2 separate regions of the Homo sapiens genome follow, and region 2 is linked to region 1. A link is an interaction called in ENCODE POLR2A ChIA-PET data of the cell type or tissue named here. Cell type or tissue: A673. All regions are shown on one strand. Each heading gives the region's core, and the rest is flanking DNA. Links, peaks and the distances in the headings are about the cores only.

Evidence for each region. Peaks named below come from ENCODE experiments on the same cell type or tissue, not always from the same donor. Only the 100,000 strongest peaks of a DNase experiment are listed, where the experiment ranks them.
Region 2: POLR2A ChIA-PET joins it to region 1 with 21 read pairs; 1 of 35 experiments calls an interaction of 5 or more read pairs at or near these places.

Annotation. Positions count from the first base shown.
Region 1 is chr6:147,774,477-147,787,220 of GRCh38, reverse strand. It overlaps a transcript of SAMD5 not described here. Among named protein-coding and RNA genes, the nearest start is that of SAMD5, 270 kb to the right of the region's middle. In A673, for the core only: no CTCF peak of the experiment used is centred there; a DNase peak (open chromatin) is centred at 4,630; H3K27ac peaks cover 1,623 bases.
Region 2 is chr6:148,418,574-148,435,475 of GRCh38, reverse strand. All of the region lies in intron 2 of SASH1 (SAM and SH3 domain containing 1), which reads right to left. Among named protein-coding and RNA genes, the nearest start is that of SASH1, 84 kb to the right of the region's middle. In A673, for the core only: no CTCF peak of the experiment used is centred there; DNase peaks (open chromatin) are centred at 6,745 and 8,695; H3K27ac peaks cover 1,052 bases.

The DNA.
Region 1 (12,744 bases), core at 333-8,332:
CAATTGGAAAGAAAAAATTAGCCATTTCATTGAGAGATTTCTGTAACAAAACTCTTTATGATTGGAGCCCACCCCACAAATTGTAGGTCCTTTTTATGGACATACAAATAGATTTTTCAGGATAATTTTTGAAGGTTATTTGTTTAACATTACATCACAACTTCTGGCTAAACTCCTTATACTTATAGACTTCCTGTCATAAATTATTTTTCTCCTCCAATGCACTTTAATGAAATTACTTAATTCTGTATGCAAAGTATTTAACCAAGGTGAAAGACAAATATCCTTGCAAATCTCAAAATTCTAAGAAGTCAATGTGACTGCAGAGTGTGGCTGGTCATGCCTTGTAGTTAAACTATCAAGTCAAACATACTAGAATATTCCAGTACAGCTGATGCTCAAGGAAATACTCCCTCACCCACACCTCTTGCTTTGGAAAAGCTTAAGAAAGAGTGAATGATTTTAAAATAAATTAGAAAACCTGGCAGCAATATGGATAGCATCAAAATGAGCCCAACTCCTGTAATTTAGGACAATCAAATGAAACCATGTCAACCATATGTTAATAGTCTGCTGTTCTCTGCACCTGAGAAAATTTTCCACATCAGCCCCTGTCCTTTAAGTAAGTATAAAGCCAAGGCAAATACATACTTTGACTGATGAAATTCAGAAATGACAAGTTTGCTTCAAGGTCTCTTAACTAGGTATGCACAATATATTCTGAAGCAATGAGAATATTCATCTAACTTTACCACAAGGGAGTATATGAGCTTATATTCGCCTCACAAAATGAAGTTTTGACTTTCCAGATGAATAAATTAGACTGCAGATCACTATGTTCATCCACATGGAAATAACGTCACTATAAAACAAGCTTCCAATGGAAAAAAATAGTGTTTTCCAAGGATAATAGATTATTATGGAATGTTTACAATTAAATAAACAGAAGCATAGGCAATCCATCAAAACTAGGTATTTCACATTTTAGTTGATATAAAGGTCATAAGGCTATTTAAATCTGCAAAAACAATAGTCAGGCACTGGGAGAATATGTTAAAAACAAGAAAGCTAGAGATGAATAGGCTTAGGAGACATTTTGCGGAACTCAAAAGTCTTAGTTTCCTAAAATTTACACTCCAGAGTAAACGGAAAATGTGAAAAAGTGAGCATGCCTTCCTGCTGTAATTACAGCGGGAGATTAAACAGAGTTGAGCAGCAGCTAGGATATTCATATCACCATCACTGCAAGAACCGCCAGGAGAATTCCATGTAGCATGGACTACAATTATGTGGCTAATTCAAGAAGCGATTGTTGTATTTGATTCTCAACTCAGAAATTAGGAATTTATCAAAAGTCATTATCTGGCAGGGATAAAATTAATAATCTCTTGAGATCTTCCTGTAGTAACACTGTTAATAGGCAATGCTTTGTTATTTTCTTCATCATTTGCCTCAGTATCTGGAGAAGTATTTCTTTTAAACCTTAGCATTTATACTTTTTGTCCCTTGTACTCATTAAGCATTCCCTCAAATGTCACCACACTATTTATATATTTAATTTTATGTAAGAATATGGACATAACTGTAAGGCATATGTGCACACTTCTAAAAATCATCTTTCCCATCTAATTCTCACTATCAAAGGGAAGTCTGGGCTGGGGTATTGGCCCAGAAGATTCATGCCTGGAGAATGTCAGAACCAGGGCTGATTGGCGATTTGGCTGGTGTGGCCAGGACTTTGAGAGATTAGACAGAACTAGGAGGGTTTAGGAAGGAAATCAGGTGAATGTCAAAAACCCAGTAAGATGTGGTCCCTACCAAAGGTGATCTAAGCCAAGGGGATCTGATTGGGGGCAGTGGTGGGTAAAGCACAGTGTCGGGGACATCAAGAGCTGGGAAATGGAGCTCGTGACAATGAGGAGGAGTTCTAGGACAGGATTCCAGTTCTGGAAGAAGTGAGGTAAGGAAGGAAGGCACTCTGGCACGGGGAGCCCAACAAGTACTTTTCATTTTCTAACTGGAAGCCAACATGATTCCATAACTGGAGAATAAGAGGTATGTGGGGAGCTTAAAGATTTTTGGATATTTGGGTGGAAGGAATGAGTCAATATGCTCATACCTCTTTTTGAGAAATAAGTAGATATAATTAGAGCATATGGATACAGCAAGGGATCCTTAATTCTCAAATAATCTGGGGCCATAACTTTATAATCTACTTAGAGAATTCATTTAAAATAACAAATATATTATCATTTGATAATATATTTGCTGGTTTAGCATTTGAATGAAATTAACAAGTTAAAAAGGAAGCTTTCACTATCTTTATCACTCTAATTTTAGAAGAGGTTTGTAATTACAGATACAATGCAGTTTGTTTTAGCTAGTGCTATTGACTTTAAATACCAGACTGTGATTCATTTTATTTAATAAAGTTCAGGGGAAAAAAATCAAAGTTTTCATTACCAATTTCCTTCAATCTATAAAAGGAAAGCCACCATCTCATTACAAACTTTGTATTTATTGGAAAGGACTTGGCTTGTGGCTAGTTATCACTGGCATTAGACAGCACCATTTGTATTGTCTTGAAGGAAAAATTCGGAACATTATCTCTAAAATGCAATTTACCGCAGTAATTGCTGCATTTGCAAATTTACCAGGCAGTTTCATGTAAAATATATCAATAAACTTAGTAGGGTCTGGCAGTAAACAAAACATATATTGAGATGTCATGGAGGTTAATAAGAAAATTTTCAGCTTATATGGGAAACAAAACAAATCATAAGATGGTATTATTTGGGCAGATAACCCAGTAAAGCCATAAGTGGGTCAGAACAACCTTTCACATGTGTTTTAGAAAATGATCAGGAAAGCAGAGAGAGAATATTTTTAGAATGGTAAAGTGATTACATGTGTGTGTCATTTAACTAGTCACAGTTGATTATTATGTACAAAGATACCATCCATCTGTGCTTCCTATGGGCTAGAAAAGAAATTAAACATCTTTCAGCTTAAAAAAAAAATTCCCTTAATTTAAGAAAGTTAACTCTGTTTCAAGTGGAAATACCTTTAAAATAATTTTTCTCTTCTACCACCGTTTGCAGGGGTAGGTGGTGGCTCTGAAAGGATTCAGAGACGGTCGAGGCAAAAGAAATGAAAGCAGTAGGATAGAAATCAGTGCTTTCTCATCCATGCCATTGGGTCCATGTAATTCCTCCCTCCTGAACCTGCCATTGCCAGGACAGACCACTCTCTGCCCTGAGGACTCCAATGGCAGGCACAGGTATGGCCCAGAAGACTCGAAGGAGAATTTTATTTCAGATTCCACCTCTTAATCCACTAAGATGCTGTCAATAGCATTGATTCAGTAGCTCGATAGAGAAAATTTGGCAAATCCTAATTCCTAATTTTTCCTAGGAGGAAATGAAGAAAAATACCTCAGTGAAAACACATTCCTGGTAATTAAATCTCATTACAAGCTAACCAGAAAGTGAAGAGGAGAAATATTATAAAAACGTATTTTCTGGCCAGGCATGGTGGCTCACATCTGTAGTCCCAGCACTTTGGGAGGCCCAGAAAGGCAGATCACTTGAGGTCAGGAGTTAGAGACCAGCCTGGTCAACACAGTGAAACCCCGTCTCTACTAAAAATACAACAAAAAAATTAGCCAGGCGTGGTGGTGGGCATCTGTAGCCCCAGCTGCTTGGAAGGCTAAGACAGGAGAATCACTTGAACCCAGGAGGTGGAGGTTGCAGTTAGCCGAGATTGTGCCACTGCACGCTAGCCTGGGCCACAGAGTGAGACTTCATGTCCCCCCGCCCCGACCCCCCGCAAAAAAAAAAAATGTATTTTCAACATTGAAAATTTCACAAAGGAGTAGATTTTAGATCAGGTCTGATGTATTTTGAGGTCCAATGCTGGTTGATGTTCTCGTATATTATTATCATTAATATTTTTAATACCAACAGTGGTTATAACAGCCAGATCCTGAGAATTTTTCAAATTTGAGATCTCACATAGAGAGTATAAGACTTAATAACTGCCATCAAGTAATATTTAGGTCACACAAAACATTGCAATTTCTGCTATGCTTATTGTTTTAAACAAGGAAAACAAAAAATAATATGAAGATTTGTATTATTTATAAAGGGAAATCTTAAAGATACACTAAAATGAGAAGTCCCCAGTCATCACAAGAATTAAACACTCTTTTAATCTTGTTGATTTATTTTAGTATATGATTAAGTTCCATATTTTAGACTTCAATTACAGACACAAAAATCATCTCCCTAAATAACCAGCTAGAATAAAACAGTTCCAACAGACCCTGGATTACAGAAATGCCGAAATACAATGGGAGCATATTACTAGAAAATGATTATTTGTTTAATGCTAGCTCACAATTCATCAGTAAGGGACCATTTTGTGGATCAAGATTTTAATTTTTGAATAAAATGCTTCTTCATAAAATGGTATAATACCTTTTAGACTCTTTTCTTTAAGCTCCAGGAAGTCAGGGCACATGATTTTTAAACAAAGCTTTTGCTCTCTGCCATTAATCCTTCCTGAGTAAGCAAATAAGTAATCCTTTTAATCGCCAGTGCTGATACTACCCTATTGGTGAATCATCAGATAGTCCCCTGCTGACTGCAGGAGAATAATTCCCACAGCCTGGGAGAAGTGCAGGATAAACATCTCCATATAGGATGTCATGGCTGAATTAAAAAGCACTGCACTAGGAGCAGAGATGGATTATGATTTTATTGCATTATAATCCATGGCATCATTAACTTGGATGGCATGTTCATATAGTCATATCCTTCTGTCAAGCTGCCATTGTGTGCAGATAACTGGCAACCATTTATACGGGATAGATGAGAGTGAAGAAAGAATGTATCTGAACGCAACTTTTAAGCATGAAATACTGTGCCTGACAGGAAGTGTTGGAGCTTTGTCATATTCTCTAAGTGGAGCCATTTAAATGAACCTTTTTCAACCTTTAAGCCTAGTACTGAACATATTTATTTTCTTTGACCTCCTACAAAGTATAACTTCTGGTCATTTATTCTTTTTAGTTTTTTTTTTTTTTCCTGATCTCAAGGAACACAGAAAGATTTTATGAAATAGAATGGTTAAACTGGAATGTATTGCACCATCAGCTCCTGGAATGACTTTTTTAAAGAACATACATACGCTTTGGTAATAAAATTAAAACTCACTTCCACTACATATTGTCTACCACTCCATATTGTCCCTTTACCCATCATGATAGATTCTTAAAAATGACAAAACATTCCTTTAATTCCTTTTTGATATCCTGGGAGGCTGAGGACCACCACCACCACAACCACCATCAATTTTATAGTTAATATTTACAGAGCACATATTAAATGGTGGCCCTATTTCCAAGCTGTGTGTGTGTGTGTGTGTGTGTGTGTGTGTGTGTGTGTGCGCACACAAATTATATACATTATATATACAAATTATAATACTATAGTAGATATACTAATATTTTAAATATATACATCCATTTAATCCTAACGTGAATTCTGTGAGGGTGCTTCTGTTATTACCCCTATTTACAGATGAAGAAACTGAGGCTCTGAGCAACTAGGTTCTTGCCCAAGGTCACAGCACTAGAAAGTGGCAGAACTGAACCGGAACTCTGTCAACATTTGGTGGAATAAGGAAAGCTCTGTGAGTTTGCTTCTCAGTAAGATGAACATCATTAAGCTAAATAAGTCACCAGGAGCTTTCAAATGGGTTTCAAATGATGTACCTAGATTTAAGTAAAACAGGAAAGTTTGCTCTTAAGGTCTCAGAGGCAACATTAAATGTAAGGCACATCACCAACCTGGAAAACATATAGTGAGACCCTGTCTCTACAATTTTTTTTTTAAATTAGCCAGGAATGGTGGCACGTCCCTGTAGTTCCAGCTACTCAGAAGGCTGAGGTAGGAGGATCACTTGAGTCTGAGAGGTGGAGACTGCAGTGAGCTGTGATCAAGCCATTGCACTCTAGCTTGGATGACAAAATGAGACCCTGTCTCAAAAAAAAAAAAAACAAATCCAAAACCAAACCAACCATCGAAACAAAAATTTGAGGCAGATGACAAAATTATTTTTCATTGCCTAAAATTAGGACAATTAAAAAACAAAAAAACTAAGAAAACATTGAGTATGTATATTGTATGTGTCTCTCCTTTGCTCTTTGCTGCCCAGCAACACTCAAATTGTATTTTTTTCTTTTCCTGAACTTAAATAATGTGAATTATTTCATTACATGTAACAAAGGCTAAACATATTTTATGAATAACAATGAAGTATCTAAAGAGTATTTGAATAAATCAAAGAATTAGCATGTCAGGCTCAGCAAGGTCTCAAGTCCCAAAACAGGTCATCAAGTTTTAAAAAGTTCAAAAAACAAATTGTTATATTTTTCCATAAGTAGCTTCCACTTTTTAAAAGACATTTATTATATGAAAAAGTTAAATTATTTTTAAATTTTGGTAGCAAATATGTCACTCTAGAAAAATATTAATTAAACCTATCTGAACGTAAGATTTCCCATTTCATTCATGTATAGAAATCAATAATTCCTCAAACATTACTGAGTCAAATGCTTTGGTTTTGAAACACTGATCCATATTTCACTCATGGAATATTTCTTTAAGGAGTTTTAAACTTTAAAATATAATTCAAGAATTAAGTTTATAGGCCCGGTGCAGTGGCTCACGCCTGTAATCCCAACACTTTGGGATGCCAAGATGGGCGGATCACCTGAGGTCAGGAATTCGAGACCAGCCTGGTCAACATGGTGAAATCCTGTCCCTACTAAAAATACAAAAATTAGCCAGGGGTGGTGGCGGGCATCTATAATCCAAGCTACTTGGGAGGCTGAGGCAGGAGAATTGCTTGAACTCAGGAGGCAGACATTGCAGCGAGCCAAGATCACACCACTGTGCTCCAGCCTGGGGGACAGGTGACAGAGCGAGACTCTGTCTTAAAAAAAAAAAAAAGAATTAAGTTATACATTGATGGAAATTCTGAGAGAATCTTTACATCAGGATACTGTGATCTAAGAAAAATAAAATTGAATGAGACAAAACATGCAGAGATGCCTGGCTGGATGTCCAGCTCAGTGGCTGGAATAGCAGGAGCTCAAAAGCTTATTTAATTTGACCTGAATCAGGCTTAAAGTATGTGTTTATATTTTCTATGACTCTTTTATTCTATGAAAATGAAACATTATAAGAAGAGATGTAACAACAACAACAACTAATATCTATCACAATTTATAATTTACTTACTATAGGACTATAGGCCTACTCTATGGAAGCAGGAAGTGCTGAGAGCCTTATATTCCTTTTGCTACTAACAGGGAAGTACTTCACAGTGCCAAAAATTGTCAGAAATGATTTCCTCAAAGCCACACAGCTGGCAAATGCCAGACCTTGAGCCCACATCCATCTTCCCTTCAGTATACATATAGTGCTATCTCTCCAGGAGGAACAAAGAGATAGTGTAATTGTCTTGTGCTGAAAATATTTGAAACCTTCAGCAATTATTTAGTGAGCGTCTATGCCTGTAATCCCAGCTACTTGGAAGGTTTAGGCAGGAGAATCGCTTGAACCCAGGAGGCAGACGTTGCAGTGAGCCGAGATTGTGCCATTGCACTCCAGCCTGGGTGACAGAGTGAGACTCTGTCTCAAAAAAAAAAAAAAAAGGATGACTTCAGGCATTGAGAAGAATGTAGAGCTGCTCAGGGCATTGTTTTGTCTTCAAGGAACTTTCAATAGAATCTCTAATGCTAAGAACATTTTTAAAGTTCTGTGGTCATACTAATACAATTATTTATTATTTATATGTGATCAATTTTTAACTCATAAAATGCATTTCATATTATACTAGCAGCATTTCACCCTCTCTTACTCAGGACAAAATTCTTAGCAAACTAGCAGCAGTTTCAAGGAAAAATAACTGCCTATGAGGAGGGCCTCAACAAAAATGGATTCTATAAAATTAAAAGTAGCCACAGCAAAATAATGTGTGTGTGTATATGTGTAGGTATATATACATATATAAATAAAATAGCAACACTAACTTATTAAGAAGTTTGCTCAATATCCTGTCTCTTAGCAGGAAAGTGTCTAACATGGCAAAAACACTTTCAACTCAAATAGACATGTTTTGGTCACATGATGAGGTAGGATTTATTTGGAAAAAAAAAAAAATCCATTTTCCCCGAAAAAAATCCAAGCGGGCTTCCTGTTTTTAGTTGCTTCATATATAGAGTCTTGATTTCATTGCTTCCTCAGGGGCAGACACTGTATCTTCCACTTATCCTGTACTCATCAATTTTTTTTAGAGAAATCAGTACTCTTTCAGGCAAAGGAGACAAACCAGAAAACATACCAAGTAAGTTCCTGCCCTCACATGATGGTGCAGGATATGAAACTTACATATATATGATGTCAAGTACTCTGAAGAATAGAGCAGATAAGGGAATGGAGAGGGAGGGAGCAGGGGCTGTTTAACTTGGAGAGGTTGTCCTTCTGCAGGTAACATTTGAACCAAGACCCAATCAAAGCTCTGTGTTAATTTTGCAAGTAGAACCAACTTAATTTGCTGGTGTATGTAGAAAGAAAGGAAAAGAGAAAAGGAAGGGATGAATCCAAGGTTTGGAGCCTGAGAACCAGGTAGAATGGAGATGCCATTGACAGATAAGTGCAGTCTGTGGGAGAACCAGGTTCATGGTGGGCAAGGGATGAGGGGCTTGGAATCTGCCTTCGGTTTTGGACATTTTAAGGTTGAGGTGCCTACTGAACATCCAAGTAGAAATGCCCACCAGGCAACAGCAGTGAGAAGCCTAGAGTCTGGCAGGAGGTAGGGGCTAGCAATATACATCAGTATGTCCATGGTATTTAAAGCCAGGGGGCTGGAGGAGATCACCAAAGGGATAGAAATAGATGGGAAAGGGAAGACAGGGAGACTGAGTCCTCAGGTGCTTCAGTGATGACAAGTTTGGAAGACAAGATAGAACTAACGACGAGAACCCCACACCCTCTGGGTTGGCTACTATAAAAAAATAACAATTGTTAGGATGTACAGAAGTTGGAACTCTAGTGCATTGCTGGTAAGAATGTAAAACTGTGAAAAAGTAACTGCGGAAAACAGTTTTGCAGTTCCTTTAAAAAAGTTAAAAATATCATTACCATATGACTGAGTAATTCTACTCCATTTATACATCCACGTCCATATCAGCATTATTAACAATAGCCAAAAGGTGGAAACAACCAAATGTCCATCAAGAGATAAATGGGTAAATATGATGGGCTATATACATACAATGGAATATTTTCAGCCATAAAAAGAAATGAAGTTCTGGTGCATGCTACAACATGGTGAATCTTGAATACATTATACTAAGTGAAATAACCCAGAATGAAACACACAAATATTGTATGATTCCACGTATATGAGGTATCTAGCAAATTTCATAAAGATAGAAGGAGAGGTTACCAAGGGCTGGAAGAAGGAGGAATGGGAAATTATTACTTAAAGGTTACAGTTTCTATTTTAGGTGATAAAAAGTTTTGAAAGTAGACAGTGGGGACTGTTACACAACATTGTGAATGTACTTAATGCCACTGAATTGCACACTTAGAAGGTTAAAATGGTAAACTTCGTGTTGTGTGCATTTTACAACTTTTTTAAAAAAGAGAGCTAAAAGAAGAGACTGAGGAGTGGCAAATGAGGTAGGAAGAAAACCAGGAGAGAGTGGAGGCCAAGCAAATAGTTTCGTGGAAGGAAATAATCAGATGGGTTAAGAACTTCTGAAAGGTCAAGCGAAATGACTGAGAAATGACAGTGGAGTGGGTGGACGGATCAGGAACCCTTATATTATTAACATAATTAAAATAATCCTTGCCCTTGAAAGACTCATTCAGTTTCCATTAACCAATGTCATCGGCACAAATCTTGGTATTATTGGGGCATGATGCGAGTTATAACTAATTGCTGCAGAGTAGCAGAAAGTGCAAGAGAAAAAATGAGAGAGAGAGAAAAAAAAAGTCAAATACTTAGCACAGACACCATTTTTTACTGGGCCTAACATTCATGCTTTTATTCTCTGACCTCACCAGTATGAAATTAATCTATTTTAAAAGAAAATAGGGGACAGGGTGCTGATGGAAACTAATCAATCAAGTTGGGGAGGTGATTAATAGAAGGCAGTCTTGAATGTGCTGCAGGCATATCTACAATGCAGGTTGAGAAGTGGTCATTTTATAGTTCATTACATATCTGTGTGATGTTATTTATTGTTTACTTAAGCAATAGCAATTGAGGCACAGGCCAATTCCTGGGAATTAATGACCCGCTGGGAGAGACCATTACCTTTGGACGTTAACCCCAGTCAGTTCACAGCTTTTCCAGGAAAATCCCTCTGAAAAACTGTTTGTTCTCCATCCCTTGTCACCGCATTTAAAAACAATACTTTAAGTATTCTTGTGATGAAAGGTCATCGAACTATACTAACAGTTCTACACTTTGGAAAGCAACAGTTTCTTTAAGATGGTAGGGGAGAAAAATCTACAAAGACCACCTCTTGATGGCCTTTCTCAGTTCATCCTGCTGTGGACAGCAACCCACAGAATAAAAAAGGAAAACAGAAATGTGAAGAGAGAAACACATTTCCATGTTTCAATGGGCCTATTTTTGAAACCATCATTTTAATTTAAGTATTCTCAGGGCTTGCAGACTCCCAAACATCTCCAAACCAGAGTGCGAAGGAGCTCATAATTCTGCTATTTTTTCTTGGTGAGAGTACAAAGGAAAAAATATAGAAGTTGTTAACAAGAAGAATGCAGTTAAAATACTGGCCCAACTATGAGGTGTAACCTGTAAGCAGCTAGAAAATGGGCTCAGAGTTTGAAATAATTTTTAGGGTTATGTTTGTAAAACTTAAATTCTAGCTTCCTGTCACATTTTCCAAAGCAACTAAATAACCAATATTTCCTGAGCAAGGCATAATCCTGATCATTACCAAGACAATGATTCAGAGCATGTTAAAGCTGGAGAGAAGCTCTGTGGTCCCCAAGGTTAGGAAAAGTAATATCACTTCCCTCAGGACAGATAACTCATATCTTCTCAATGTCTAGTCTATAGTTAACTTTGACTTCAGCTTTGCTGCTACTACTCGGTTTCCAGCACCTATTCTGGACATTTAAAAAATTAAACAACATTTATATTCTGTTTATACACAGTACTGATATAAATGTCTTCTAAATATTAACTAATCAAGTCCTCCTAATAACACTATAAAATATCATTATCGCCATCCCTTTCTCTGTAAGAAGGCAACCAAGGCTGAGAGAGGTTAGGTAACTTGACTTGGATCACACAGCTGGGAAAGTGGAGAAGGGATTTACATTCAGTCTGGCTCCAGAGAAGGTAAACTGGTCAGTACACTCAGCTGCCTCTCTTCCCCAAAGTCCTAGACACTCAAACCAATGATCCTTCTACCACAGTCCTCTGTCTCTTTCTTCTTCCATTTCCCAACTGACTCCTGATCCTCCTTGGGTATCTGATCACCCATACATAAAAGGAGTAAAAGAGAACAGAAGCATTTCCAGACCATTTGAATATGTTGAAACAACTTCCACTGAATTAATATACATTTATTTGATATGCATATTGGGCAGAGGTAAGACAAGGAGAGAAAGTGATCAGAGAAAAGAATAGTGATGTGTGAGTACTAACTCCAGTGATGACATTAATAGTTAACATTACTTTATTAAAAGCTTATCTTAATAAGCTTAGCCTGGTGCTATATAAACACTCTATACTCATGTAGATTATTGCAGGTAATCTTCATGACAACCTTTTGGGTAGATGCTATTTGTATTCTCATTTAACAGATGAGAAAATTGAGGCTTACAGGGGTTAATTAACTTGCCCAGTTCCTGCAGCTAGAAAATGGCAGAGTCAGGATTTGAACCCACATCATCTGACTCCAGTCTGTGATCTACACACCAGGCCTCGCAGGGACCCAGTCAAGGTTCAAGCCTGCCCAGTGAACCTGGGGGACTGAGAAGCACTGACTGACACATAAGCCCGATAAAATCAAATCTCCTTCCCAAGACCCCATCCCCTCCAATTTTACTCCTGAAATATGCCAGGACTATTTAGGCCAGGAGGTCGCCCCCTCCTGGCTTTGTTTAGGGACTTCATTTTGGGCCTTCTTCCATAATCTCAAGGCTTTAAGTAAATGAAAGGAATTGTGTATGTTGGTTGTTTCTATGCCTTTGCATGTTATTTTTAATCATGTGTGTGTGTGAAGAGGAGGTGGGTGTGAAGGGAAGGAGTAGTTTGGTTAAAATTCAACCGTAAAATTGCAAGAAACATCATTAAAATTTATAGTCAGCCCTCCACAACCATGGGTTCCACATCCACAGATTCAACCAACTGTGGTTTGAAAATATTATTTTAAAATCTATAAAAAATAACAATATAACAATAAAAATAATACAAGTAAAAAAAATCCCTCCACTCTTCTACAACCACAGATTCAACCAACTGTAGATTGAAAATATTGTTTTAAAATCCATAAAAAATAACAATATAACAATAAAAATAATACAAGGAGAAAAGACCAATACAGTATAAAACTACTTACATAGCATTTACATTGTACTGGGTATTATAAGTAATCTAGAGATGATTTAAAATATATGGGAGGATATG
Region 2 (16,902 bases), core at 4,265-12,264, 640 kb before region 1:
CATTCTGAAGTTGAATGTAACTTTAGAGTTTATTAGAAAAGTATTCACTATTGTTTCCTAAGTGTAAATATACTATCCTTTTTTTTTTTTTTTTTTTGAGTCAGAGTCTGGCTCTGTCTCCCAGGCTGGAGCGCAATGGCACGATCTTCGGCTTACTGCAACCTCCACCTCCCAGGTTCAAGTGATTCTCCTGCCTCAGCCTCTCAAGCAGCTGGGATTACAGGTACCCACCACCACGCCCAGATAATTTTTGTATTTTTAGTAGAGATGGGGTTTCACCATATTGGCCAGGCTGGTCTCTTGGCCAGACTGGTCTCCAACTTCCGACCTCGGGATCCATCCACTTCGGCCTCCCAAAATGCTAGGATTACAGGCATGAGCCACCTCACCTAGCAATGCTTTCAATATTTTTTTCTTATTTCCTCACCCCCTCCAATAGAGACAAGTCTCGTTATGTTGGCCAGGCTGGTCTTGAACTCCTGGCCTCAAGCAATCCTTCCACCTCAGCCTCTAAAAGTGCTGGGATTACAGGCATAAGCCCCTGCACCTGGCTACATCCTTTAAAATTTCTGAATATGATATGCACATAAACTTTGCTTGGAAAAAGCATATTCTACGCAGAATTTAATGAGAAATTACTCCTCAGAATGACCTGGGAGAGCCACACAACACTGGTGGCTGAACTTGAACCTTAAGTGAGGGCATTATAACTTAGTTTGAAATGTTTTAAATACATTAAAAAAAGAAAGTGAATTGTGAATTTTTTCTGTGGCTGGTGAGGTGAGAAGATTTTGAAATTTGACCTATAGATTGAATTGTTCATCATTAAGTCACATATGGATACCTTAGTTAAGAATGACAAATCTCATTAACATTACAAACTCTTAAAGAAACCATCCCAAGTTAAGTGTAACAGTGAAAACTAAACACAAATACAAATATATCCCAACATGAACGCATGCATGTTTGTTCATATATGAATGTGTGCACATAGAGGAAAAAAAACGCTGAGAGTATATCTCACTGAATTTTTTTACAAGCATGTAGTCTTGCATTACTTTTTTCTAAAGATGAAAGATTAGCTTAAAAATACGATCTCCAGGCCGCGCACGGTGGCTCATGCCTGTAATCCCAGCACTTTGGGAGGCTGAGGCAGGCAGATCACGAGGTCAGGAGATTGAGACCACCCTGGCTAACACGGTGAAACCCCATCTCTACTAAAATACAAAAAATTAGCCTGGCGTGGTGGCGGGCGCCTGTAGTCCCAGCTACTCGGGAGGCTGAGGCAGGAGAATGGCATGAACTCAGGAGGCAGAGCTTGCAGTGAGCCAAGATTGCGCCACTGCACTCCAGCCTGGGGGACAGTGCAAGCCTCCGTCTCAAAAAAAAAAAAAAAAAAAAAAAAAAAAAAATCTCCAGTTCCCCTATGTTTTTAAATTATCTACATATGTATGTCTATAAATGCAGAAGAAAATATCTAAAAGAATTCTACACGCCAATGGTTACTTCTCAATTTATAACCTTTTTCAATTACTTTAATATATTTTTAAAACATAATAAAAGATATATATAACAAATTCCTTTTGTAATAAAAAGTATACATATACAAATTATTCATATATTTTTTAAAACTTAATAAAAGTCCCCAAAGTTAACTCTGATAACAATTTAAGAATGACAAATCTCATTAACATTACAAACTCTTAAAGAAACCCTCCCAAGTTAAGTGTAACAATTAAGTCCAACAATTAAGCTAAAAAGCTACCTAAGAAATGTTAAAACAGGCCGGGCATGGTGGCTCACCAGCACTTTGGGAAGCTGAGGCGGGCGGATCACGAGATCAGTAGTTCAAGACCAGCCTGGCCAACATACTGAAACCCTGTCTCTACTGAAAATACAAAAATAAGCCAGGTGTGAAGGCACACACCTGTAGTCCCAGCTACTCAGGACACTGAGGCATGGGAATGGCTTGAACTGGGAGGCAGGGGTTGCAGTGAGCAGAGATCACGCCACTGCACTCCACCCTGGGCGACAAAGAGAGACTCCGTCTCAAAAAAAAAAAAAAAAAAGAAAAAAGAAACAAAAGTATTAATACTTTATTTCTCTAGTTAGGTCATGGCTAGTATTGAAATATTTTCTTGATGTGTTAAAATTTGTATATTTTATTATTAATAGAGAAGGACCATGCTGAAATGATTTCATATTCATACTTTGACTAAAAGAGGCTCCGCTATAGTATGGTATAGTTAAAAAGAAAAATGAATCAGGTGATCAAAAATCTTACTGGGGAGAAAAACCTCAAATGCATTTATTGTCAGATTGGACAATTTGTAGAAAAAATAGTTCCACAAACATTTATTGTATCTAATACAGAAGCTAAAAAAATAAATAAATCCAACAACAAAAGCAAAACCCAAGTATTGCAAGATGAAATCAGTAGTTTGCCAAAACCAAAACCGAAACAAATGTGTACCTGTGTGTGCTTTCACCTGCTTGTGTATGTATACACACACACATCTACAGCCACACTAAAAGGGACTAGGTCAAATACAAAACTAAGTCTCTGACCCTAAATGATGACATTCTGGCTTTAGGAGCTACATCCCATTGTGCAAAATACCAGACTCAAAAACCCACCCAGGGCAGAATTAGATCCTGGAAAACAAATATCATGCCCTCATCCCCACTCCCACTTTGTCTCCACCTTCCTGTGGAAATCCACACGTTCCTCCTCCCTTAATGCTGCCAAGGCTGCAAGCCAAATGAACTTCACAGCTGGAAAAGCAGGAGGGACAAATCCCCCTTCTGTTCCAAAAATGGAGAGGAAGAATACCAGGCGCCCACCAGCTCAGCTCAGTGCCAAGTTCTCCTCCTCCACACTAGGTACAGGAAGGAGGAGGTGGAAAAAGCCAGAGGCGATCGGATGCTTAGCCACATGCAGCTAAAAGTAAAATGCCACATGCTACTACTGATGCATGCAATTAATGGAAGGACCCAAGCTCTGAACTGCTGTGGAAAGTTGCTGCCGGTCACAGATTTACGTTTTTTTTATCACTTTACAAGAAGGCTGTAGAGTTGTGGTATCTCCCAGTTGGCAAACTACATTATATGTGTTCTTCACCGGAGAGATCCTTACCAAGTAACAGATAAACCAGAAGAACAGAAACTTCCAGATAAACTCTACTTAAAAATGTATATATTGCTCAGGCGTGGGGGCTCACGCCTATAATCCCAGCACTTTGGGAGGCCGAGGCAGGCAGATCACCTGAGGTCGGGAGTTTGAGACCAGCCTAACCAACATGGAGAAACCCCATCTCTACGAAAAACACAAAATTAGCCCAGCGTGGTGGCACAGGCCTGTAATCTCAGCTGCTTGGGAGGCTGAGGCATCAGAATCGCTTGAACCCAGGAGGCAGACATTGCTGTGAGCCGAGATTGCGTCACTGCACTCCACCTGGGCAACAAGAGTGAAATTCAGTCTCAAAAAAAAAAAAAAAAATTATATTACTTTGTACACTATCTAGTCTTGGCTTTTATTTGGTTTCCTGCTTATGACAAATGGGTCCATATGATCAGATTCAAGTAGGTTATTTCTCACCTTTTAAAGGAGGCCCCTTTCTCCATGTTTTAAACCTAAAAATACCATCACGTCTTTATTTTTATTGAAAATTCAAAGAGACTCTAACTATTTGCAAAGTTCTGGGAGTCCAAGCGTTGACTCCATGACCTGCTGGCTGCTGTTTAACCTTTCAGTCCTGGCTGACCTGTCTCAGACGAACCAGCCGTCCCACTAGATGAGCTCCAGCAGTCAACACATGGACTAGTGCAGGGCGGTCAGGCATGTAGATCCCAGGGCAACCTGAAAGTCAACATTCTCACCCTTGCCAGGAAATCATTCCACTCTTGTCTGACTTCTCTATTCCAGTCAATTCATGGAACATGTGTCGATTTTACCAGGACTTAAAATTCAACATTGTCAGCCAGGCGTGATGGCTTATACCTATAATCCAGCACTTTGGGAGGTTGAGGTGGGTGGATCATCTGAGGTCATGAGTTTGAGACCAGCCTGGCCAACATGGTGAAACCCTATCTCTTCTAAAAATACAATAATTAGCCGGGCGTGGAGGCCGGCATCTGTAGTCCCAGCCACTAGGGAGGCTAAGGCAGGAGAATGGCTTGAACCCGGGAGGAGGAGGTTGCAGTGAGCCGAGATCGTGCCACTGCACCCCAGCCTGGGCGACAGAGTGACTCCGTCTCAAAAAAAAAAAAAATCTATTGTCTTAGGAGTCTTCTCACTCCCCACTAAATCAGCTGCCCAAAGCTACTGCTTTTCTCTTCCCAAGGTTTCTGGCATCCATCCAGTGAATCCATTCCACTTGTAGTCCTTCGCCTCACAGCTACCTGGGCTACCAGCATACGGCTGCATGGAAAGTACTGTCAGCTGGGAGACTGGAGTCCAGTTCTGCTCCCTGCTGTAGTGTAACCTTTAGAACCTGTTTTGTTTGGTTTGGTTTTTCCAATGGCAACAAACGGCAAATGGACCACTTGATAATCTTTAGGGTCCTTTTTTACTCTAAAAGGGCTATAAGTGGTGTCATGCCCCTCTAATCACTATTGTCAACTCCATCTTCTGGAAATAGTACTCTGTGTCTCTGCTATTCAAAATGTGATTTGTGGACCATCTGCATCAGCATCACCTGGGAACCTGCTATACATCCAGTCATGGTCCCATCCCAGACCTCCTGAATCAAAATCTGCAATTTGCCAAAATTCCCCAGTGATGTGTATTGTTTGAGAAACTCACTGCTTCTGTGTCACTTCTCTCTTCCAAAATCTTTCCTGGAGGCAGGGTGCAGTGGCTCAAGCCTGTAATCCTAACACTCTGGGAGGCCAAGGCGGGTGGATCGCTTGAGGTCAGGAGTTTGAGACCAGCCTGGCCAACAGGGTGAAACCTCATCTCCACTAAAAATACAAATATTAGCCAGGCATGGTGGCATGCGCCTATAATCCCAGCTACTTGGGAGGCCAAGGCAGGAGAATCGCTTGAACCCAGGAGGCGAAGGCTGCAGCAAGCTGAGATGGCGCCACTGCACTCCAGCCTGGGTGACAGAGCGAGACTCTGACTAAAACAAAACGAAATCCACAAAATCTTTCATGGAAACACAATACTGACAGGATGAAGTCCACGTTTCAGAAGAAGAAGCCCCCTTCACCAAATAGCCTGATCATAAACCCTCTTAGTGAACAGTTACCATGTCCTCTGCTCCCTGAGTGCAGACTGAGCCTGGTGTCTCACTTCTGCTTATGCTACCTAGAGTGCTTCTCCTTTCTATCCATCCAAATCCTACTCATCCTTTAGCTCCAATCCCAATACGCTCTCCTATTTAACCTTCTCTGCCCACTTGGGCCTTAAATGATATCCCTGAGTATGGGCACACCAATGACTAGCCACATCACTTATTCATTAAATGTACCTATGGGTAGCGACTCTTCTACTCACTTACTGGTTTTCCTCAACTAGACTGTAAATGGCCTTCCAATAAATTCCTGTTGAAATTCATTGTATGCCACCACAATCCATCAAAATCTATTTACTTAGCATTTACTATCTGCCAGGACATCCCCTTGAGAATGTTACTTTCTACAGCCTTGCACAGGCTCCCTGTACAAGGGAGTACTACTGGGAATCTATTGATTTTTTTGTTTGTTTGTTTGTTTTTGTTTTTTTTTAAAGAGATGGGATCTTGCTCTGTCGCCCAGGCTGGAGTACCGTGGTGTGACCATAGCTCGCTACAGCCTTGACCTCCTAAACTCAAGTGATCCTCCCGCCTGAGGCTCCCAAGCAGCTGGGGCTGTGGGTATACACCACCATGCCTAATTTATTTTTTTTAGAGATGGAGTCTTGCTATGTTGGCCAGGCTGGTCTCAAACTCCTGGCCTCAAGCAAACCTCCCACCTCAGCCTCCCAAAATGATGGGATTAGAAGTGTGAACAACTGTCCTAGGCCTGGTTTGTTTAAATTGGATCACTTTGCCAATAAGCCTGACTCTTTTTTCCTTCCTCTTTTTTTTTTTTTTTTTTTTTTTTTTTAAGAGACAGGGTCTTGCTCTGTCACCCAGGCCTAGGTTGGAGTGCAGTCATAGTCCACTGCAGCCTTGACCTCCCAGGCTCAAGCAATCCTCCTGCCTCAGCCTCCTGGATAGCTGGGACTACAGGTATGTGCTACCATGCCCAGCTTCCTTCCTTTAATTTGTGTTTGCAATTTTACTGCATGGGATGTGTATTTTCATGTTTTTATTTAAGATTTACTTTTGGATTGCAGAGTTACACTAGGAAGCAAAAATAATTCAACAAATATTTAAGATCTACAACCTAGATACATAAGAACTTAAAACAGAATGTTGTAATGTTTAATCACTTTTAGGTAAAAATCAGTAGTGGCCTGTCAGTTTCTTCATCCATACCTAACTCTTCAGCTTTTCATGTCTCATTTCACCCGTATTGCTCGAGGTATAGCAGAAGATGTTAGTCATTGTTCTGGACCCCCATAAGCTCTTGGCCTGGTATAAGAAATTTTCTTCCGAGTGAAACTGAAGGAAAAGTACTCTCATCCCATCATATCAAAGAAGAAAGGTTCTAAGGGGGAAATTTTTATTTCACAGCTGAAGAATTCTATTCCACTAACTGCAACCTTTAAGTCTCACCATAATTAAGGGATCAGTGAATTTCTGCAAGCTTTCATAAGAAAGAAACCTGAAGTGGCAATTTCCACCCAGCCATTAGTGCTCTCTGTTAAAATAATTGAGCCTTTTGCTGTATTAGTTTATATTCTCTTTTTTTTTTTTTGAGATAAAGTTTCACTCTTGTGGCTCTGGCTGGAGTGCAGTGGCGCCATCTCAGCTCACTGCAACCTCCGCCTCTCAGGTTCAAGCAATTCTCCTCCCTCAGCCTCCCGAGTAGCTGGGATTACAGATGTGTACCACCACACCTAGCTAATTTTTGTATTTTTAGTAGAGATGGTTTCACCATGTTGGCCAGGCTGTCGCGAACTCTTAACCTCAAGTTAAGATCCGCCTGCCTTGGCCTCCCAAAGTGCTGGGATTACAGGCATGAGCCACCGCACCCGGCCTGATAGTTTATATTCTGCAGTTATTAGTTACTTATTTATTTAGGCCTCACCACGTTCCAGAAAATGACTTAAGATGGCTAAGTAACTTAGTTCAGTGTTACATGATAAAAGTAAAAAGCTAAAGAGCTAATTAATTTATATGACACAAATAGCAGAGGGAACAAGACTACAAAGTAGAGTAGGCCCAGGGATTCAGTTAGTTCATAAAAGGTGAGCCATGGGATGCTACAGTACAGACAGACAACATGATCAGTTACGAGATGGATGTTACTATACTTTTATGTCTTAAGGTAGCCATAGGAAAATGGCTCTTTCTCTGAGTAAAAATTTCTCCTCTGGCTTCTGGCAGAGATAACACACTATTACTCTGAAAGATACCACATGGAAAATTCCTGAAGAAGTCACCTTGCTCTGGAAATGCTTTCACATTGGGCAAAGCTGAAATTAGGTCTGAGATCCCCGAATGAAAGCGGAGGAGCATACCAAGGGGGCCTCCCTGAGGTCCACACTCCCGTACCCATTCAGAGGAGACAAGAAGTACCCAGGGCAGGAACAGAAATCAGTCTGGGAAGACAGGAGGGTAAGTTCCACCATCTTGAAGCATGGCTGTGCTAAAATACATCAGAGTTGAATTGGTTAAATTCAGGAGTAATTTGAATCTAAGAGGGTCAAGCTTGGTGCTCCCACACCTCATGTCAAACAAGGCGTATACTGCTTTAATGTCTAAACTGTCTTTGTTTAAAACTATGTACTAGATCGTTTAAGCTACAACTTTACCAATGTTGAGTGCATACCACATACCAAGCATTTTGCATGGAGATAAGAATAAGATCTACACACCACAATGTGGCAATGGATCACTTCAATAAGATGTGAGTGTTGTGTTAGAAGAATGCACCTTTTACAGTGTACAAAACACCAGAGTGTCATGTTATATAAATGTAATCATTAAAAGACACAGTGTCCATGAAGACATTTTAGTTATCCTAAAAAACAAATCCAACAAGTTCTATAATTCAATTTTTCATTCTACTAGCAGGACTTGGCATATCCACACTATAATCCACCCCCTGGGTGAATTTCCCAGGGGTAAAGACCATGATATCTGGCCATTCTAGATGGTAGTGGCTATCCCCAGAATCCTCTCACCCTCCCTGTTCTCATCCCATGCTCACTAAGTGATCTCCTTTGCTTTTTTGAGACAGAGTCTCACTCTGTTGCCCAAGCTGGAGTGCAGTGTGCAGTGGCACAATCTCAGCTCACTGCAACCTCTGCCTCCTGGGTTCAAGTGATTCCCCTGCCTCAGCCACCCGAGTAGCTGAGATTATAGGCACGCACCACCCACACTGAGCATGTATATATATATTGTATTTTTAATAGAGATGGGGTTTTGCCATGCTGACCAGGCTGGTCTCAAACTCCTGGTCTCAAGTGACCAGCCGCCTCAGCCTCCCAAAGTGCTGGGATTACCCGTGTGAGCCACCGTGCCCGACCACTAAGTGATCTTCTGAGTACATCCAGTTGCTCACTGGGATTGACTAACATAAGACAAAAGTGACAGGAAGCACTACATAAGCTCATTTCCTTTTGCTTTCTCTGTTTTTTTCCATCTCCTCTTTCATCTAATCATTCCATCATTTTAAAAATAGTTACTGAGCCCATAAGTCAACGAGGATAAAACAGTGAAACAGACACGCACCACTTCAGTGGGGTTTCCATCTAGTGAATTCTTAAGTCACTCACTTTGCATTTCAACTCTAAGCCACAGGTACAACACTCCTTCTGTTCGGGCACCAGGCACATGACATCTGGGTAACTCTGCTCAGCTCTGGATGCCACATTTCCCGGGGACAATGGAAACCAGAGCACCTTCACTAGAATGGTGTCTGGAAATGGTATCAAATACTCAGGATCAATTGGAGGAAGCAGGGCTGTTTACACAGAGAAGGGAAGAAAAATATAAACATGGGAAAGCCTTCCAGGGAGCAGGGAACTGCCCAGTGCAGAGCTGTCCGACCCCTTTCCCCACAGCGGTCCCCTGACAATGAGAGCGCACTGCACACTAGGAGAAACTGAGAAAATTTTAAATGGAAAAAAAAGTATTATTATTTTTATTTATTTATTTATTTATTTTGAGATGGAGTTTCACTGTTGTTGCCCAGGCTAAAAGAGTGCAGTGGCACGATCTCGGCTCACTGCAGCCTCCGCCTCCCAGGTTCAAGCCATTCTGCTGCCTCAGCCTCCCCAGTAGCTGGGATTACAGGCGTGTGCCACCACACCCAGCTAACTTTTGTATTTTTAATAGAGACCAGGTTTCACCATGTTGGCCAGGCTAGTCTCGAACTCCTGACCTCAGGTGATCTGCCCGCCTTGGCATCTCAAAGTGCTGGGATTACAGGTATGCGCCACCACGCCTGGCCAGAAGTATTCTTTTAAAGTAATACCTAATGACCATTGAGAAAATAAAATCAGGCCAGACACAGTGGCTCACGGAGGCTGAGGCAGGAGAATCACTTGACCCTAGGAGGCAGAGGTTGCCGTGAGCCAAGATTGTGCCATTGCATTCCAGCCTGGGGGACACAGGGGGACAGGGAAAAAAAAAAAGGAGGAGGGGGAGGGGAAGGGAGAGGGGGATGGGAGGGGAGAAGGGGAGGGGAGGGGAGGGGAAAGAGAAAAAATCAGAGTATTAGTGAAGATATTAAATATCGAATTGACATAATACTTTTAAATAAAATATTTTCCAATTTTTTCAAGAATGTTGAGCTTACTTCTTTGAAAATAATTGTCTTTGAAATAACTGTCTATATGCTTGAAAGAACTATATGCCATTCCAGATCAAGATGTTTAATGATGATCTCTTGATGTTCTTGTTGGTTATTAGTAACAAGAAGTTTTACTCAAACTAAGAGGTAAAAATTGTTTTAACCTTTTTTACAACCATTTTAAATTTATTAAGCATTTTACAGCCAACAGAAATACGGCAATTTCTATTTCAAGAATGTAAAAGCACCTTATTTCATTAACAGACACAGTGAAATCTCTTATGAAAACATAACAGATTTTAAATCTAGTTTAATTTTTCAATTAGGTACTACAATATACTGACAAAGTTCTTGCGTGCAGCCTTGTGCATGCAGTGTTCATCCTGAAGCTAGCTTGGCCGTGCTGGTCCAGAGCTGCCTCCCACCACATCTGACCACTGCACCTTGGACTCCATGCCTGAAGCTTCAATTCATCTCTTCCATGAGCTTCAGGGACCCTTGACCATGATGACCAAGTATGCCGCTGAAGTACACATCACCCATCCTGTGTACTGCTCATGGGAATCACTTACACCGCTCTGCCCTGGGACCATGTTCCAATAAGCCCTGTCAGCGGTTCTCAAACTTAGTGCCTTGCAATCCCTGGAGGGCTTCTTAAACACAGATTGCTGGGTCCTACCCAAGAGTTTCATCTGCATTTTTACCAAGTTCCCAGGTGACACTGATGCTACAGGCTGAGGAGCCACACTTTGAGAACTACTGGTCCAAAGAAGGCTGCTCAGAGCTGCTTCTAGTCAGATTCAGTGGCCTGCAGGTGAAGGGGTAGGTGTATCTGGAGCCCCACCTGAAGTCTGGCCTGGTTTTCAGTGCTCTAAAAGGGATGATCAAGACTAAGGATTTTAAAGTTAAGAGGAGGCTGGACTCAGTGGCTCACACCAGTAAACCCAGTGCTTTGGGAGGCCCAGGCAGGAAGATCCTTAGAGGCCAGGAGTTAGAGGTTACAGTGAGTTATGATTGCACCACGGCACTCCAGCCTGGGCAAACAGAACAAGCCCCATCTGGCCGGATATGGTGGCTCACGCCTGTAACCCCAGAACTTTGGGAGGCCAAGGTGGGCGGACAACTTGAGGTCAGGAGTTTGAGACCAGCATGCCAACATGGTGAAACCCCGTCTCTACTAAAGATATAAAAATTGATCAGGCATGGTAGCACATGCCTGTAATACTAAGTACTTGGGAGGCTGAGGCAGGAGAATCACTTGAACCCACAGTAAGCTGAGATTGCGCCACCGCACTCCAGCCTGGGTGACAGAGCGAGACCCTGTCCCACCTCCCCCCCCCAAAAAAAAAAAAGAAGAAGAACAAGACACCGTCTCTAAAAGAAAAAAAATTTTTTAAAAGACAAAGATGGACTCACCATCATTTTATTAAAAAGGATGGGGGAGGAGGGCAAGCAGAGCCAGGTGTCCAACAATAGAATAAATTACTTACAACATGTGGAAACCACATCAATGGAGCATTCAAGCTTGACTGCAGGACTGTCTGCTGTCTGGGATGGGGATTTTTTTTTTTTTTCTTCAGAAACTGGTCAGACCTCTGACCGACTACTATAATTCCACTACTTGATTGGAGTGTAATCATTGGAAATGAAATTAAGTTATTGTGGTATAATTTATCGTTTACATGAGTTTTTTTTAATGGGAGAAGGAACTGCAAGTTCTAGCCCAATCACTCAAACATTTGAAACAGACGACCTTCCAAAGTTGGCAACAGCCTACAACTGAACAAACATTTATGTCTTCATCTATTCAACGAGTGTTTCCTGACCAGTTTGTACTCAGTTGACGTGCTGGGTACTGGCAGTATAAAAAAACAGTCACTGACCTTCAAGAGCTCGCAGTTAAGCAAGAGAAACAGTAACTGAGAATATAAAAAATTAAAGGCTTTCATGTTATCATATAAATAACGTCGGAACTGATTAGTATGCAGATTGGGTGACTGAATAAGGGATTTACAAAATTATGCAGCCTGATCAAACAGGAGGTGCTAAATTTGAATGGTTCCTCTAATAGATCAGCTCACATTTTGTACTAATGAAGTGTCACTATTATTGTTGTCTTTGCTATTGTAAAATCATGTGGTGCTATCATGACATTTAACCACTTTCTCATTCTCTGAACCATATTTTCTAACCATCTTTAAATATTGTGTAACCATCTTTAAAAAGCTCCAGAATCAATTGCAAGCCAATACATTCTGAAATCATCAGCCACAAATTTGCTTTTAAAATAAATAAACTTTTGACTTAGTCATGTTGTATAATGATGTAACACATTAAAAAACACATGGGGCTGGGCGCGGTGGCTCACGCCTGTAATCCCAACACTTTGGGAGGCTGAGGCAGGCGGATCACAAGGTCAAGAGATGGAGACCATCCTGGCCAACATGGTGAAACCCTGTCTCTAATAAAAATACAAAAATTAGCTGGGCGTGGTGGCGTGCGCCTGTAGTCCCAGCTACTCGGGAGGCTGAGGCAGGAGAATCGCTTGAACCTGGGAGGCAGAGGTTGCAGTAAGCCGAGATCACGCCACTGCACTCCAGCCTGGCGACAGAGCGAGACTCCATCTTAAAAACAAACAAACAAACAAACAAACAAAAAACCACACACGGATAGATATCATATTATTTGAGAAAGAAAAGAATTATATAAAAATTGGAATCTCAGAAACAAATGGCAAACTCTAGCCCAGGGCAAACTTTTTATTGGTCTATTATAAATGTTTGCAAAATCAGGTTTATAATGGAAACAGGCGGACAAAGTTCCAATGTAATATACATAAATGACATGTTTCTGTTCTTGTATAGTGATTTTCCTCCCTTCTGAGCATTAATCTTTGAATGACTTACTCTATAAATTATGAAACTTAGTTCAAAAGCAAATGAAATTTAAAATACCCATTTATTGAATGGCAAAAGTGCCACGTTGAAATTACTGTGATTTATCTGTGTCTGTAATGGTTACTACAGCAAACATACTTCATTGCTCAAAATTATTACCTGGTTGCATAGTTTACTGTGGTTTAAACATAAATTTATCTCGCTGTTCAGAACAGCAGCTGTTTGTCAGGGTCATGTTCATTCATCCACAGCCACAAGGCCCAACTTTTTCTTTCTACAACTCTAAAGTGGCACACTGACGTATACACGTAACACTCACTTTCTGGAAACCAATTAAATTCACACGGATCACTGACTACTAATATGGGAGGAGGGGACAAGGTGGAGTACTGTTTATCCAGAACAGAGTTCATCTCCATGCTCACATGCCTGCTTGGACCCCGCATGGTTCTGGCAGCTCAGGCAGAAAGCATAGATTGGCACTATAAAAGCAGCCCTGTCTGCAAAACAAATGGGATTCTTGGGCATTGGTGCTTGTGGGCACTGCCATCACAGTGACTGAGTCATTGCTGCTGTGCCTAGGTAGAGAGATTCTGGTTGAAAAGCCAACCCTTCCTCTATACCAAGAGGAGGGCCTTCTCCTTTCCCTCCTCGTCATTTACCTGGTAGAGAAGTTGGACAAAAATGCATATTCTCCATCTGGAAGAAAATGTGCCACATTATGATAATGGACTAAATGGCTCACTATATAAAAAGTGCTGATAAATAAACAAGAAAGACATTACTTTAAATAGAAAAATGAGCAAATGACTTTAAGAGATGGGTCAGACAAATAAGGATAGAAAAATATGTGTGCTCTTATAAATAACGAGAGCAATATAGTTTAAAAGCACAATAAGATTACTTTCCAAACTGGTAACTTTTTCTCCCTAAATACTGGGAAGTATAAGATAAGAACAGGGCAAGAGTGCTGCTGGTGGGAGTGCAGACTGTAGAACATTTCCAGGTGGTCAACAGTGTTTCAAGAGTCTTTCAAATGTTCCTACTTTTCAGCCTGCTACACTCATATCTAATAATTGGCCCTGGCTGGGCACAGTGGCTCATGCCTGTAATCCCAGCACTTTGGGAGGCCAAGGTGGGTGGATCACCTGAGGTCAGGAGTTCGAGACCAGCCTGGCCAACATGGTCAAACCATGTCTCTACTAAAAATACAAAAATTAGCTGGGCATGGTGGCACAGGCCTGTAGTCCCAGCTACTTGGGAGGCCGAGGCAGGAGAATTGCTTGAACCCGGAGGGTGGAGGATGCAGTGAGCTGAGATTACACCACTGCACTCCAGCCCAGGTAACAGAGCGAGACTCTGTCTCAGAAAAAATAATAAATAAAAATAATTGGCCCTAAGGAGACAGTGAACTCTTAAGGTAAAGATACACATTTAAAGATGTTCATAGTCACTTCCTTCTTTCTTTCTTTTTCTTTCTTTCTTTCTTTCTTTCTTTCTTTCTTTCTTTCTTTCTTTCTTTCTTTCTTTCTTTCTTTCTTCCTTCCTTCCTTCCTTCCTTTCTTCCTTTCTTTTCCTTTCTTTTCTTTTCTTTTCTTTTTTTGGAGACAGGGTCTCACTCTGTCACCCAGACTGGAGTGCAGTGGCGGAATCTCGGCTCATCACAACCTCCGCCTCCCAGGTTCAAGTGATTCTCCTGCCTCAGCCACCCTGAGTAGCTGGGATTACAGGCACGCGCCAACACACCCAGCTAATTTTTGTGTATTTTTAATAGAGACGGGGTTTTGCCATGTTGGCCAGGCTAGTCTCGAACTCCTGACCTCAAATGATCCACCCGCCTCAGCCTCCCAAAGTGCTGGGATTACAGGTGTGAGCCACTGTGCCCAGCCACTTATTTCTATCATAACAAAAAATTGGAAATTGCCTAAATAGTTCAAACTGGGGGACACAAATTATGGTATACTCAAAGACAAAGACAAAGGGTACATAACGATTAAAAAAATAGGGAACAATAATTCATAAGGGAAAGGTATTCCTTAGTGAAGGCTAAGGAGTATGAACAAGCCCACCATATGACTTCAGCATACAGCTTGAAGTCATTGTATATTTTGGTATATGGTATACATATATAAACAGTGGCATGTAAACTCCCTGGGGAAGGAAATTTTGTGTGTTTTCTTCACTGGTGTATCTTCAGGACCCAGCAGAGTGCCTGGCACTTAATAGATACTCAATACTTACAGAACAGATATGTATGTCAGACAAAAGCATGTGGTTATATCTGAGTTGCAAGTGTGAATAGAGGACTTAAGTATCATCCTTATTTTTTTTAAGCCTTCTGAATTTTCTACAATGTATATATACAAATTTTACAGTCGAAAGCAGAACAAAAATGTTTCTGCTTAAAATCGGTTTTTCTTAATGTTATTCCTTCTACAGACCCAGAGTCAGATTTGATCTAAAATTTACATACACACACGCACACTATCAAGATTCTATACCACAACTGGGATATAGAAGGTCCATGACATAGAAGATCTATGTTAACTTTTTAAAATCATATATAACAAACTTCTTTTCTACACATAGATCTTTGCAGGGCACTTGTCATTTAAAGGTACATTATTCAATACGCACACACTTCTTTTTTACTGTATTATATTAATAAGGATTTTTGAAACATCAATAATGCAGAATTTTTCTCACAGAAATTTTGCTTTACTTTCCCTTTTTCTTAAAACACCTTGTTGAACTCTCCTTTCCTGTAGCATGAAAAGGAAGAATTAAAGTATTTTCTTGTTGTCTCTTAACTGGCCTCAATCAGCTAAATACCACCAGGGTGTTAATTACAAAACAGTTATTTCATATAAGGTTATGCATATTACTACATAGAAAATCTCCATGTACACAAACTAAGCCAATTTCCCCCTAGCACATAGCATGTCTTTTTCTCAGGAAAAGCCAACAAGCAAAAACTCAGAAGAGTACAAACAGGAAACCTATTAGGACCTGCTCTCCAAGGGCAGAAAACGGATGGTCTGTAGCAGAGCAGATAAAAGCAGCGAGTCTGAACACAATGATTGATGTGGCTGAGAAACAGGACAGGAGGGCGGACGGCATCCCCAATACTACATGGTCATCTAAAAAGGATGACGTGAACCTAGAGATATGATTGTTATTTAAAGAATAGAGACAATCAAGAGTCTTACATGAGTACCATCAGATCTGTTTTTTAAAGAGCCATAATCCCTATAGGGATACGGCATCAACCTCAAAGTCATCCACATTTTCTCTGTCATGCCCTAAAACAACGTATGCAAATTCAAAGCACTAACACTTGAATTTTTCATTCATTCTATAAAACATAAAGAGAATCCAAAAAGGGTGCTCACCTTTGCCCCAAAACTCCAAGCTAGAATGAGAAACCATTAGCATCCCATCCCAGTACAGATTTTAAATATTCTACCTATACGTTTTGAAAGTTGCTATGAAGACTCTCTTTGAATATTCCAAATTTTAATCACCAGACAAATGGCCTTCACATGTAAATGCTTATTACCTGAAACAGAAAATGATCTTTGGAAATGGAGAGGATTTGTCTGTTTTTGCCATAAATTATTCACAGAGCAACAAGAAAACCTCTCAAATTTCACCAAAAATATTATAAAGTTGGGAGCAATATGCCACGTGACAATGCCAGAATGGACAGGAGATGGGAGGGGAGTAAGTTTCAAGGAAGATTCAATCTTGGGGAAAGGACTGGCTGCATGGAAACTGCAGAGGGCTTTCAAAGTTATGATCTGAGGGTGGAAGAAGGGTTATGATTTGGGGTCTGGAGATTAAGGTGTATTCACAGAACTTTAGAGAAATTAAAGATGCTGCCTCCTCCTGGGCCTTCCCTGATCCCCTAAGACTGGATCAGGTGCTTCCATCGGAATACTGCACCACGCTATCTGTACTCAGACTTCAGTGTACCCTGGGCACAGGCTATCGGTTGCTCACCATTAACATCTCAAGACCTAGCGAAGTGCCTGGTTCAGAGTAAGTATCTAATAAATATCTGTATCGTGAATTCAAAAAGGAAAGAGTAGAGAAGACTGGAAGCGGAGACACC